Linked DNA regions of Mus musculus: all the other regions are linked to region 2. The links are chromatin contacts, found by Hi-C or POLR2A ChIA-PET in ENCODE. All regions are on one chromosome and are shown on one strand. Each heading gives the region's core, a stretch centred on a gene start or an enhancer-like site at or near the end of the contact. The rest is flanking DNA. Distances are from core to core; before and after follow the strand shown. Region 1 has its middle 17 kb from the start of Phf21b. Region 2 holds the start of Nup50 (nucleoporin 50). Region 3 overlaps 5031439G07Rik (RIKEN cDNA 5031439G07 gene).

Region 1 (4,645 bases), core at 987-3,486, 50 kb after region 2:
TCCACTCTTCTGACTTCGCTGACTGCAGCACACTTCTCTCTCTCTCTCTTGGGCTGTCTCCAATCCCTGTCCACAGCTCTCCTTGGCAGATACGCCACAGCTCTGGCACCTCTAACATCTTGGGGTCCCCATTGCCATCCAGCCTTTACTTTCACAACTTGACACAATGGCTTCTCAGATATTTCAGGCAAGGACCTCCTCTGCCACCCACCTGGCCTCAGTGGATATAACTGGGCGTGTCACTGAACTGTTCTGGGTTTGCCGTCTGTGAAACAAACAGCACCCAGCCCCACCCCACCCCCCAAGTACTGTCTGTAGGGAGCTATCATAGAGCCCAGCGTTAGCGGTTTGGGGCTGGAAGATGGATGACAGATACCTAAGAAAGAAACTCGAGCGGATTTCAGATGAGAACAGGTGCTGAGAAGGATAATGTAGGTCACTGGGGCAGAGTGGCTCAGTGAGCAGGGACTGTCAAAGACTTGCTGGTCAGCGAAGCTTTGGGGCTTGCAGCCTTGGCACCGCCAAGAGGAGGAGGATGAACCAGGGTGCTATTGTAGACAGGTAGGTGGGCTGTAGAATACAAAACGGACAGGAGAATAGACTGCAGGAACTGGAGAACTCAAGATGAACCAAAGGACACGCCTCTGGCCTTGGTATCCATTGGGTGGTAGCAGATTATTCTGCAGTGGTTTCTGTTGGTTGAACCCATTCCTCCTGATGCGAGGGGGAAGGCTCCTGAGTCTCACAAGAAATGACTGAGGAAACCCCAGGTCCTTCCCCCAAATAGTAAAGACCTGAGACAGGGAGGTCTCTTGGGGTGTAGCTAGCTGCCTGCACGCTGGGTAGGATGCTCTAGGGATGTAGCTGTATGAGCTCCACACCTAAGCCCAAGTGGTCATGTCTTGAAGCAACTAAGAAAAGGGCTAAGTGCATTCATGACACAGATGGATATCCCAGGAACCCTGTCGCCTGGAAGTCAGATGGCTCTGGGCTCGGTTGATGTAGGAACTCACGGGGTGGCCGAAGCCAGTTTATGAGAACTAAGCCAACACAAGGACACAGATGGAATCACTCTCTTGTATTAGAGCCAACACAGCTGGAGGCTTGTGTGTGCATGCCTGTGCAGGTCAGAGGTCATCATCAGGTGTCTTTCTCTAGAGTTCTCCACCTTATCTGTTTTTTCAGTCAAGGTCTCTCACTGAACCTGGACCTCACAATGTGTGACCTGGTGGTGGTTAGGGTACCTGTGGCTCCTCTGTGGACACTGCCCATCCAGGATCTTGGGGACAGGAGTCCGAATGTCATGTGGAGGAGGGACCAGCACAGAAGGCAACAGGTGCCAGTGCCAGGACTTGCCAGTGAGATTGTGGTGTGGGACTGGTCTGTCAACAGCAGGGTGCTATTTATACAACTCTATCATGATTCATGTCTCCTGCTTAAGTACGTCAGTGCCTTTAGAGCACAAAACATGGTATTTTAAAATGCTTTTATGAGTGGGGTGTGAAGGTGGGCTGGGGAACCTGCTGTTAAACCCGGGCTACAGCCCAGAAGTGAAGTTCCAGAATTCCTGAACCGGAGGATTGTGTCACAGAGCCACAATACACACACACACACACACACACACACACACACACACACACACACACACACACACCATGCAACAAAACCTAAACACTCAAGAAACAAAACAAAACAAAAATCACAAGTCGGGCTGGAGAGATCGCTCAGCGGTTTAAGAGCCCTGGCTGCTCTTCCAGAGGTCCTGAGTCCAATTCCCAGCAACCACATGGTGGCTCACAACCATCTGTAATGGGATCCTATGCTCTCTTCTGGTGTGTCTGAAGACAGCGACAGTGTACTTGCGTACATAAATAAAATCTTTTAAAAAAAAATCACAAGTTGGGTGGTGTCTTGCTCGTTGCTCCGTGTAATCCTAGCTGGACTGAAACTCGCTATGTAGACCAGGCTGGCCTGGAACTTACAGAGATCCACCTGCCCCCTGCCCTGCCTCCTGGGTCCTGGGACTAAATGTGTGTGCCGCCACACCCAGTAAGTATGGTTTCTTTAAAATTACCGTCTGATGTAGACGTCTCATCTGTGTGAACCACCTCGCTGGCTGCTTCACACCAGCGAGCCGGTTTCTCTCTGAGGAGATTTGGGTCTCTTTGCTTCCTAGTGTATTTTTGGAGCGCCATAAGTAGGCTTGCTTCAGAGGCGCCCATTCTGATCTCTGTTTTTTTCCCCCTCTGGTATAAAAACCAGTTTGTCGCTCAGTCCTATAAATACCACCTTCCCCTCAGCTTCCGGGACTACATGTGATGAATCTAACAGACCTGTGTTTCCCTCAGCATTTGCCTTTTCTTGTTTGACTTTCCTCTGGGGACAGCCTTCCGGGTGATTTCTTCAGGACACCAAGAGGCCCAGGCTTCTGTCAGCCCTATTTTTTCATGCAGAGGCATGGGCACTTCTCCGGGTATCTTTTCCTTTTGAAGTAGGGGTTGGGTGGGGGTCACTGTCTAGAGAGTTCCCTATTGTGCACTGGCTTAATTGGCAATGTAAATAGCTTGCTGTTGACACAGCCTGGAAATGGCAGCTTCTAACCAAGATGAAATTGGTTATAGAAAATGCAGGCACTTCGAGCTAGAGTCCATATTCCATCTACAGTGTCTGCATATCTGACTGCCTATCATCCCTGAAAGCTCATAACATACCCATCAACTCTTTTCCTTTATCATGACATCGCTATTCTATGGAGCTTTACTGTGTGTTTAACAGGAACCAGAAGTGTTCTAGGATTCCTATATTATTTTACACTTTGAAAGACACCAGCATCACCTTTCATCACCTGACTGAGGCCTACCAAGATTAAGCCACTTGTAGCCAAGTGCAGCTAGAATTTGAACATGGGTGCTGTTTTAGTTAGGGTTTTATTGCTGTGAAGAGACACCATGACCACAGCAACTCTTGTAAAACAATTTTTAACTGGGGCTGGCTTACAGTTCAGAGGTTTATTTCATTATCCTCGTTGTGGGAAGCATGGTGGCATGCAGGCAGACATGGAGCTGGAGATGTAGCTGAGAGTTCTATATATGGTTCCTCAGGCAGCAGGAGGGGGCTGTGAGCTGCACTAGGCATGGCTTGAGCATCTGAGACCTCAAAGCCCACCCCCAGTGACACACTTCCTCCAACAAAGCCACACCTCCATTAGGAACTACCTCCTATGAGGTTCTGGGGGCCATTTTGTTTCAAATGCCCACAGGCCACCTCTACCTGGAAGGTGAAGAGTTTATTACTATAATGTACTGGACGTTGAGATTGGCTGGATGATCATGTACTATCCTGTCAGTCTGGGAACAGGCCTGGAAGGTCTCTATCCCTCACCCTCATGCATATGACACAGGTGTAGAGCTCTCCCCTGACCATCTTCCTGTCCCAGCTCATCAGATCCTCATGCAGAGCCAAGTTTGCCCATAGAGTTGCACCCAACCTTCTCTGCCAGGCCCACATCCACTCTGCATAAAACTCTATACAGACTGCATCAGGAGATCTCGTTAATGACATGGTCCGGATGCTCAGTCATTTCCTCAGGGGCTGTGGGAGCTGAGGGCCAGGGTTGAACATACCATACTTCTAGCCTTTTCTAAGAAGGCCTGTGTGTTCCAGGACTACCAGATAACCCACCATCACAATGATGATTGAGCCACGAGCAGAGTCTCCTATTCCACTCAGCAGGCATCAACCTCTCGGAGGACCTCCCAGGGTGGCAAGGTTCTATCAGCCTCAGATCCATTTCCAGCCTTGCAGTTCCTTGGTCTTCTTGCTTGGGAGAGGCTGGTGACAGTCACTATTCTGGGCATCCATGGAGTGGACACTCAGGACACGCTTAGATGGTCGCTGGTAGGGGTAGGCCTTGTAGCCCACCACTTAAGCTTTCCTCCAGCCATTCTCCCTTGCTTCTTGCTCAGTTGCTGCCACGAAAGCCCCACACTATCCCCAGAATTAAGGAAGGGAAAAACCATCTTACAGGCACCAAACCCCTCACAGCACACAGCCCACTCTCCCATGAACCTCTTTATGGTGAGCTTCTTTCTCTGTGCCCGGGTCCCTGAAAATCCCATGGAGGGGTGCAGATGCCAGAGAGAGGCACTGTCCTCTGGTCACTACCAGTCTCTGCTCCTATGTTTTGGTGATGCTTTCTCCAGATTCACCCCTGAGTGTCCCATGGGAATATTGAATAGCCTGCCCATGCCTCAGTTTACCCCTCTACTCTCATACATTTTACATGTCCCCCGTGTCTTCAGTAGCCACCCGTGAAACCCCTTCCCCTCAATGTGTTCCTGTTCAGGAAGGGCTTTGGGATCACAAGTAATGGGAGCTGGCACTGGCTGGGGATGCCACCCGCACATCACTCACTCTCAGTGGTAATATTTCATAGCCTCCCAGAGGCAGAGGACCTTGTTATAATGGTCCCTACCTCATAATGAAGAGATGGAGTCACAGAAAAGCTAAGGCACTTTACCAATGCCATATAGCAACTGTCTTAAGGTTACCATTGCTGGGATGAAACAACGTTAGACCAAAAAGCACACTGGGGAGGAAAGGGTTTTTTCAGCTTACACTTCCACATTGCTGTTCATACCAAAGG
Region 2 (4,584 bases), core at 97-2,596:
ATTATCTGTGGGACAGAGGGACTGCTATGAAAACTAAGATGGCATAGCTTAGAAGAGTGCCTCAAACAGAGGAAGTGTCCTGTCAAAATAGTAACAAAAATAACCCCTATTTTTACTCCAAAACTCAAAAGCTGTAGAGGGAAAAGTAACTACTACTATAGGCTAAACTTTTAAAACACATTTCACCAACCCGGGTGATGGTAGAGGGAGGCTGAAGCAGGATGACAGTTTGAGGCCAGTCTAAGCCATAGAACAAGTTCAAGGCCAACATAGGAGATACATACTTTTTTTTTTAAAGCACCAAATACCTACTTATTTCACATTCCATAGTTAAACACAACTCTGCAAATTATCTGGAACAAGGCCTGGCACTTGAGACTTATCTGCCAGCTATTATTGTTGTTATTAAAGCTTTTCTGTTTTATTTTTCTTTTAAAGCGGTGGGGACAGGATCCAGGGTCTCGTACGTACTAGATAAGCTTCTACCAATATGTTACCGGGGAAATTTAATCCCTGTAATAAATGACTTACAACAGCTGCCCGGAAGACTTTGCCAAATGTCTGCGTTTGTGGGTAAAATGGCTCCACGAAATGCTTTTAAGATATGAAGCTAGGAAGTTGCCGGGGGACGGGGTGTGTGTGTGTGTTGACAGGGGATGGTGATGGTGTGTGTGTGTGTGTGTGTGTGTGTGTGTGAATTATTCACGATCGGGCCGCTTCCTGCGGTGTGCGCACCCGCACAACTCTGCGGTCAAGAGATGACTTTCACAGGAAAACACCAGGAGCCGATCGAGGTCACTATAACGCCCCGGAAAAGCCCAAACCTCAAAAGTGGCCCTGGACGAACCCGGGTGACCAACGGCCTGGAAACTCGGTGAGGGCACCGGGGGACCGAACAGCCGGGGAGACGACATGTAAGGGGCGAAGGCCAGCCAGGGTTGGGCCAGGGCGGCCCTGCCACCGCCGCCTACCTCCGCTGGGGCCGAGGCCCGCGCTCAGCCGAGCCTTCCACTGCCAGGCGGCTCGCCCGGCAGGCCCGGCCCGGTCCGGCTTCACAAACAGCCCGCCGCGTCGCCAAGGCGGCCGCCGCCCCGCCCTCCTGGCCTGCCCGGCCCTCACCTACCTTGACTGCCGCCGCCGATCACGCTGGAGTCCCGGCGCCGCGGCGAGCAGGGCCGAGGCGGCGGTCGCGGCCGCTGGGAGATTCCGGTGCGTCGAGCGCCTCCGGGAACTTCGTGATCAGCAGAACTCGGGAGCCGTGTGTCTCTGAGTCCGACACTGAGGACAAGAAGAGACATCCGCTCAGCCCGAAGCTGCTACAGAACGGTGAAGAGAGCGCCCGGGGCCGCCATCTTGTAACTCGAATGGACGCCTCCGAACCAATCGGAGGGAAAAGAGAGGGGGAGGGGGAAGAGGCAAGCGACGCCCGCATCCAGCTACTGCGCATGCGCGTCGGAGCCTCCGCCGCCGGCCCCTTCTCCTGAGGGCCACTTGGGTCGCGCGGCGCATGCGCAAGCCCGCCCTAGAAACAGTCGCCGGGAGGACCATTGGAGCTCGCGCGTGCGCACAGGGAGCGCGGGCAGCGGGCCGGGAGCCAAAGCCACTGTCAAACGCGGGTTAAGCACGTTGGTCACGTGTCGGCCGCCGTCCCAGTTTGAGGAGGTTCGCGCGCCAATCGCTGCCGAGACACTAGCGGGAGGCGTTGTGGTCAGTGACTTTGGAGGCCTCCGATGGTGTGGTGGGTGGCTGAGGAGACTGGCCGTGGATCTGGGGGGAGCACGAGGCGGGTGCAACGTGATTCTCACGTGGACGGGCCTTGGGGAGGGTGGATCTCAGTCTGCGGAGACTTGGAAGCTTGTGGTAGCTCTTCCCGACATGGGGCTGGAGAGCCCTGCGGGACGGACTCTAAAGGTCACCTGCCCCAATTGCTGCTTTATGATAGATGTCCACAGATTTCCTCGTTGGGAGCTGTAAATTTGCCCCAAGCTGCAGGACCAGCTAGGGCCCACAGGAGATGAAGTCCCCGGAGGGATTCAGCTGCGGGACGAACCGTATGCGTCCTGGACCAGGACTCGTGTTTTGTGTGCTTTTAGCTGACTACAGCACTCTAAAGCGGTTCAGTTGTTTAAGAAGGGATTCCGGTTGGTCTAATTCTTCTGCTTGAGTTTTAACGAGAATGTGAACCAGAATGTCAGACCCATCCTTAACCATCCGGAAACGGGTCTCAGAGAAACTAGCATTTCTAGAGCAATAGTTCCAAACTTTTGAGAGAGGACAAAGGGGGTTCCAAGGGAGAAGTCAAGTCCCTTATTTTCAGGGTGTTTCATCCATCGATCTGCAAGAACTGCAAAAGGAGACTAGCTGGCACGGTGGTAGAGTACTTGGCTAGCACGAGGAAAGCCCTAAATTCAGTTCCCCCAGATCCAGCAGAGTGAAAGAGAAAAAGCCAGATCGCATTTAATGCACACATTTGTTCTTGATTCAACTGACTGCCAATGAAGTGTCTTCTGAAAATTTGTGTTAAATACATGCAAGGTATTTTTCTTGTCATTCTCTACACATTTCAGCTATGTCGTTAACGTCATATTTAGTGCTATAAGTACTCCAGAGATAATTTAAGTATCTGAAGTCAGTCAGGTCATGGGCATTTTCAACTAAAGTCACAGTTACTGGAAGGCTGAGGCAAGAGGATCAGCCCAGGCCAGCCAGAGTAACAAGAAGATCCTCATTAATACAGACCAGACCCACAATCACAGCTATTCAGACAGTTGAGGCAGGAGAATCAAAACTTTAAGGCCTATTCTGGGCCACAGATAAAATTCAAATCTATGTTGAGCGTGCCTGAGCAACTTAGACCCTCTCCCAAAAATAAATAAAAATACAAAACTGGCTGGTCATAGTGGTGCTCATTTTAATCCCAGTACTTGATTAAATCCCAGTACAGAGGCAGATCTCTGAATTCCAGGCTAGCTTGATCTTCATAGTTCCAAGATGGCCAGCCTCACATATTGAGACCCTGTCTCAAAAGCAAACAAAAACACAACTACCAAAAAGCAACCAAATGAAGAACCAGAAAGGGTTGGGGGTGTTCAGTGGTAAAGTATCTGCCTAGCGCCTGTGAGGCCGTAGTACTGCAAAAGGAAACCTAAGTAAACTGGAAGTAGTAGTCCACACCTTTAATTCCACCACTCAGTACTGAGGAACAAAAACCTAGCTGCAAGCCGAATTCATTGGAGTGAGATGTCCGTGTGAAACCTGCCCGGAATTCTTTCAGGTTATAGGCAGTTTGGGTAATCTAGGAACTGGGACATGATTGCAAGTTCAAGGCCATGTTGAAGGATCAGGTGAGATCCTCTCTCCAACAGCAAAACCTGCAAGTAAAATACTTCATGTGAATACTGTGCCACTTAATATAAGAGCCTTGAGCAGACTGGAGTGACTCGGTGTTTAAAAGCACTTGTTCTTTCAGGGGATCCAGGTTCAGTTCTCAGAATTCACGTGACAGCTCACAACCCTCCATAACAGGATCCCGGACGTTAACACAACAGACTCCATTGATGGTGGTACCATTCAGGCCATGAAACTCAGCAAGCAGCACCACTTGGTAAAATGAAAACAATGACCACGGCCATCAAAGGCCATACATACTTCATAGTTTCTAAATGTAGTCACCCAGCTCAACTGAAGTATGTCAACCCAGATTGTTGTCCGTGCTTAACTCGCCCTGAGTAAGACTTTGGGCTACGCTGGGATTCTGAACACCCAGCAAGGTTACTGGTCAGCTAAGAGAGTTTGTATTGGCTTAAACTCATGTCTGAGCAGCAGTCTTATCTGATGGATACACAACACTGGAAGTTCAAAACATTCATATTCAAAAATTAAGATTTGAAAAAGAGAGAAATGACTTAACTCATCGTAAGATTTTGTATCTGCAGGTATTGTGGACATGCATAAGCATTAGGGAAACCCAACATACAGGGATGTGTCTTCAGGGCATCTCTTTTGTGTTCCATGTCCTGTGATTAAACTCTGGGAAACTACAACAGCCCAACCCAGACAGGATGATTAGATTGCCCAGATCCTTCAGTAATGAAGATATGGGTCTCCCTAACTCCAGGTAAAGAACCAAGACTCACTAATGTGCTTGCTGAGGGTGGAGGAAATACAGAATAGGTAGTACAGGAAGGCAGTTGTGAATACCAACGGTGGCCATGTGACCTTACAGAAAAGAGGTCTGTAACTGACGTTTTTGTCCTGTTAAAAACATGTTTGTGCATATAGAAAGCAGATACTGTGTTTTCTCCTATTTCTTTTTTTGGTTTTTTTTTTTTTTTTTTTTGAGACAGGGTTTCTCTGTGTAGCTCTGGCTGTCCTGGAACTCACTCTGTAGACCAGGCTGGCCTCGAACTCAGAAATCCGCCTTCCTCTGCCTCCCAAGTGCTGGGATTAAAGCCGTGGGCCACCACTGCCCGGCTTTTAATTTGTTTTGTTTTCTTGTTTTGTTTTTTTTGTTTGCCATTTCTTTATAATGAAATGTAGTATCTATTGAGATGTCAGTGGTTATGTCTCATAAATCTACATTAC
Region 3 (4,666 bases), core at 626-3,125, 50 kb before region 2:
CAGGACTACCTGGCAGTGGGAAAGGTGTGTCTGGGTTTGTTTTCCTCCTAAAGGGGGTGCCTAGGTGACTGTGAAATTAGGGAAAGATCTAGGGCTGGATAGCACTTGGGGTTACAGAGCCTGCAGCAAGCCAGTGTAGACAAGATACAGGTACATGGGTGGAGCTGGGATGCCTGGATCCTGGCCAGAGCCTTGCATAGAGTAAGGTGAAGAAATATATGAAGAGTGAAGCCCACATTCCCAGCCCTGGCTGCTGGCTGTTGCACCTGTCAAGGAGTGGCTGCACTGGCTGGGGAGGGTGGGCTTCTGAGGTTCCGTGACTCACCTTCTGCCCTGTAGTACCTGCGTGGGAGCCAGAGGAGGGGAATAGTGGCTAGGTCATGTAAAAATAACCTCCAGCCTAGGGAGGTGGAGGTGCTGGGGTTGCTGGATCACAGATCCCACCGGGTCAGAGTGCCCTGTGAAGTGTCACAGAGCTAGTTCTCTACATGGAAACAAAAGCTACTATGGTGGTGATCTCGGAGTTGGGGGTTTTTATCTAGAAACCTCTCAGTTTGTGAGATGTTCCAGGGAGCATCACGGTGGCCTGGAGGCAGGCTGTGGGTGGTGATGGCAGGTGCCATGCTGGTCATGTGGGTAATTTTGTGGCATTGCCGCTGCAGAGAAAGCATGAAGGATGGCTCTTGGGGGGTGGAATCCTGCAGGCTGCCCCAGAGAAAGCCCACACACTGGCAGGCATGGGGACAGCCTGCAGTCTGAGCATCAGCCATGACCTTGCTGGGCAGCCTGGACATCAGCATCTGCTTTCCTAATTGAAGCGGCTTCTAAGGGAGTTCCAAGGGCTCTGAGGATTTTCCTTGTATTCTTGCTGATGGTGGTTTGGGCACTGTGTACAAATTTGCCTTAGTGTCTCAGAGAATGCACCATATGTTCATGTGTTTGAGGTCACATTTGCTGGTTGCCTACTGTGACCTCTGTCAGCAAGATGTAAGGACCCTCACAGATGGGAAGTAAGAAATCACCATGACAAGGCTGGAGCAAAGGGCTGAAGGTGTGGCCTTGTGGGCAGATGTATGTGGCAGTGGTCTGTTCCTGCCACAGAGCAGCAGTGGTAGGCCTGACTGGTGGTGACTCAGGCCTTGAGCCTCAGTTTCCCATCATGTGAATAAAGTCCATGGTAGATGCTATGAAGATCAGAGTGGGCACTCAAAGGGGATCCAGCCCCATGGTGCAGATAGCATTTAGCATGTTTGGAAAGGTGCTGCCTATCAGAGGCAGCCTGGAGTTGGGGGTGAGTGGGCAGACAGACCCCAGGAACTGAGGATATAGCTACTCTCACAGGTCACAGCTACTCTCACAGGGAACAAATACTGCTGCTGAGGGAGGTGTGGCCTCTGTGGAGGTATTTAGTCAGGGGACAGGGGTCAGGGCTGGCTACTGTATTTGGGGAGTGAAGGGCAGATTTGTGGGTGCTATCTGGAGAGCATGGGTCATGTGGTGAGAGAGCCTGAACTTCCTGAAGAAGATACAGGACCAGCTCAGCCTGACTTGGACATCCGAGTCATCCACACCCCACTTCCCTTGGGATTGCTCATGTGGGACCCGACTGACCAGTTCTTCATCCAGGGCCTCATCAGGGCAGCCTGGCTTCCTAGGACAGCTTCTTTGTGCTTTGTGCCCCAGGGAACGAGGGCCCTCAGTACCCAGGCACAAGATGATAAAAGGCCTATTGAGGCCACAAAAGCCTATTCATCCTGCTCAGGGGACCAAGGGCTACCCTTGGACTCTTGTCAAAGACAGTCGGCCTCCTGACCTCTGCTGTTGGGAGGTATCCAGAGCCCAGCAGTGTCCATTGCTGACCAGGTGCACTCTCCGGAGGACCTTGTCCTTGCAGCCCACAGTTGGGTCCAGGCCAGGTGCTAGCATGCACGTGCCACAGCAGAGAGTGCCCCCACCCTTCACCAGACTGTTTAGAGGTTTATCCTTGGAGGGTAAACACCAACCAGCAGCCAGAGTGCCCGTGAGGTCTGCCCCTCGTGTTCTGATTCCTCACTTCTCTGGCTTCCCCTGCCCTCCCTTGGTACAGGCCTCTCTGCAGTGGTCTTGAGTGCAGCTCCAGTCACTTCTGCTTACTCTTTGCCTACCTAGCTTATAGTTCAGCCCTGAGCTGAACTCTCCTCACTGTAGAGCTGCTGGCAGCTAGACCAGGGTGGCCTGCCTGTCCAGCTCTTGTCCCCTGCCTGGCTACGAGCGCCACCTGACAGCAGCCTGTATAGCAGGCGCTTGGGATGCTCCACACCATGCAGGGGTGGGTGCTGGGTGGATGCTGGGTCCACAGTCCTGCAGGGGCCAACTGTGTTCCTGGGTACCCTCTCCCTGATGCAGCATCCTTGCCTGTACGGACAACAAACTTGCAGACGGAATGCTCCAGAACCACTGTAGACACTTGGATTTTTTTCCCCCCAGTCTTCCTATGCATTACAAACAAACCCAAAAAGCCAGGTTCTCAATATATATATATATATATACATACATACATACATACATACATACATACATACATACATACGTGTGTGTGTGTGTGTGTGTGTGTGTGTTCAGTTTCTGTGTTCTGGCTCTCCTGCTGTAAGCAATTTTCTAGTAATTATGTAGCACTAAATTCTGGCATTTGCTAACTGTAGTTGCTAGAACTGTCTCGGTCCCTTGTTAATTTGGCTGTGTATGCATGGTGTGTGCAGGTTGATGCTGCATGTCTTTAGTTTTTGAGACAGGGTCCCCTCACTGAATCCCAGGCTTGCTGATCTAGCCAAACAGGCCAGCAAGCCCCAGGCACTAGCCTGTCTCACCTCCCAGTGCTGGGACCAGATGCCCACACTGTCACATCTGGCTTTTGATGTAGGTTCTGAGGGAATTCTCCTGCTTTGTGGCAAGCACTTCCATCTCCAGAATCCCTGTCTTGGTTCCTTCTGTTTGATTTTTAAGTTAGGGGTCTTACCTTGCAATCAGGGCTGACCTCTAATTCTCAATCCCCCTGCCTCAGTCTCCTGCGTGGTGGGATCATATATAGACAACATGTCCAGCTATTTTTTGCTTATTTTTTTCAGATCAACTTAAGATATAAAAATTAAAATATATAAGATAATTAAAAAAAAAGATGTACTTATTTTTATTTTAATGTGGGCTAGTCTTTTGGCTGCTTGTATGTCTGTGTGCGTGTCTCAGATGCCCTGGAACTGGAGTTACAGGCAGTTGTGAGCTGCCGTGTGGTTGCTGGGTATTGAATGCAGGACCTCTGGAAGAGCAGTCTGTGCTCTTAACCACTGAGCCACTTCTCCAGTCCCTGTAAGACGATTCTTAATGACAACCCTAGCTTGGGGCATAGCTTAGTGGTATAGTGCATGTTAGGTCAGCACTCACAAGGCCCTGGGTTCGATCCCCAATACCATCCTCTGCCAAAACCCAGTCTTTAAGGACCATCGAGATCATCGGCTCAGTATGTAAAAGTGTTTGCTACCAAACCTGACAACCTGAGTTCAGTCCCCAGAACCCACATCACAGAAGAGAAGTGGCTCCCACACGCTGCCCTCTGACATCACATGCTGCCCTCTGACATCACAGAAGAGAAGTGGCTCCCACACGCTGCCCTCTGACATCACATGCTGCCCTCTGACATCACAGAAGAGAAGTGGCTCCCACACGCTGCCCTCTGACATCACATGCTGCCCTCTGACATCACAGAAGAGAAGTGGCTCCCACACGCTGCCCTCTGACATCACAGAAGAGAAGTGGCTCCCACACGCTGCCCTCTGACATCACATGCTGCCCTCTGACATCACAGAAGAGAAGTGGCTCTCACACTCTGCCCTCTGACATCACATGCTGCCCTCTGACATCACAGAAGAGAAGTGGCTCCCACACGCTGCCCTCTGACATCACAGAAGAGAAGTGGCTCCCACACGCTGCCCTCTGACATCACAGAAGAGAAGTGGCTCTCACACGCTGCCCTCTGACATCACACGCTGCCCTCTGACATCACAGAAGAGAAGTGGCTCCCACACGCTGCCCTCTGACATCACAGAAGAGAAGTGGCTCTCACACGCTGCCCTCTGACATCACACGCTGCCCTCTGACATCACAGAAGAGAAGTGGCTCCCACACGCTGCCCTCTGACATCACATGCTGCCCTCTGACATCACAGAAGAGAAGTGGCTCCCACACGCTGCCCTCTGACATCACAGAAGAGAAGTGGCTCTCACACGCTGCCCTCTGACATCACATGCTGCCCTCTGACATCACAGAAGAGAAGTGGCTCCCACACGCTGCCCTCTGACATCACAGAAGAGAAGTGGCTCTCACACGCTGCCCTCTGACATCACATGCTGCCCTCTGACATCACAGAAGAGAAGTGGCTCCCACACGCTGCCCTCTGACATCACAGAAGAGAAGTGGCTCCCACACGCTGTCCTCTGACATCACAGAAGAGAAGTGGCTCTCACACGCTGTCCTCTGACATCACATGCTGCCCTCTGACATCACAGAAGAGAAGTGGCTCTCACACGCTGCCCTCTGACATCACATGCTGCCCTCTGACATCACAGAAGAGAAGTGGCTCCCACACGCTGCCCTCTGACATCACAGAAGAGAAGTGGCTCCCACACGCTGCCCT

Evidence for each region. A loop is a pair of places that touch in the nucleus more often than their neighbours do. ChIA-PET counts read pairs that join two places held with the same protein, here RNA polymerase II (POLR2A).
Region 1: a loop to region 2 is called in a map of left cerebral cortex, with 2.1 times the contacts of the local background. The contact joins the enhancer-like site here to the promoter of Nup50 in region 2. A Hi-C loop is called at or near these places in 1 of 37 maps with a recorded cell type or tissue (left cerebral cortex).
Region 3: POLR2A ChIA-PET joins it to region 2 with 16 read pairs in Patski. The contact joins the enhancer-like site here to the promoter of Nup50 in region 2. A Hi-C loop is called at or near these places in 11 of 37 maps with a recorded cell type or tissue (T-helper 1 cell, T-helper 17 cell, T-helper 2 cell and 4 more). POLR2A ChIA-PET finds 5 or more read pairs at or near these places in 3 of 5 experiments (Patski and embryonic stem cell).

Annotation. Positions count from the first base shown.
Region 1 is chr15:84,870,852-84,875,496 of GRCm38, reverse strand. No RefSeq gene overlaps it. Among named protein-coding and RNA genes, the nearest start is that of Phf21b, 17 kb to the right of the region's middle. Within about 2 kb of position 2,236, at least 1 of the 3 ENCODE cell types and tissues checked has a DNase peak (open chromatin) inside an H3K27ac peak, as active enhancers do; it is left cerebral cortex, where a contact is called at or near this core.
Region 2 is chr15:84,920,190-84,924,773 of GRCm38, reverse strand. Nup50 (nucleoporin 50) reads right to left here and starts at 1,346. Exons shown (of 8, transcript NM_016714.2): 1 at 1,124-1,346.
Region 3 is chr15:84,970,588-84,975,253 of GRCm38, reverse strand. The region is part of intron 1 of 5031439G07Rik (RIKEN cDNA 5031439G07 gene); the gene reads left to right. Among named protein-coding and RNA genes, the nearest start is that of 5031439G07Rik, 15 kb to the left of the region's middle. Within about 2 kb of position 1,875, at least 2 of the 3 ENCODE cell types and tissues checked have a DNase peak (open chromatin) inside an H3K27ac peak, as active enhancers do; they include gastrocnemius, where a contact is called at or near this core.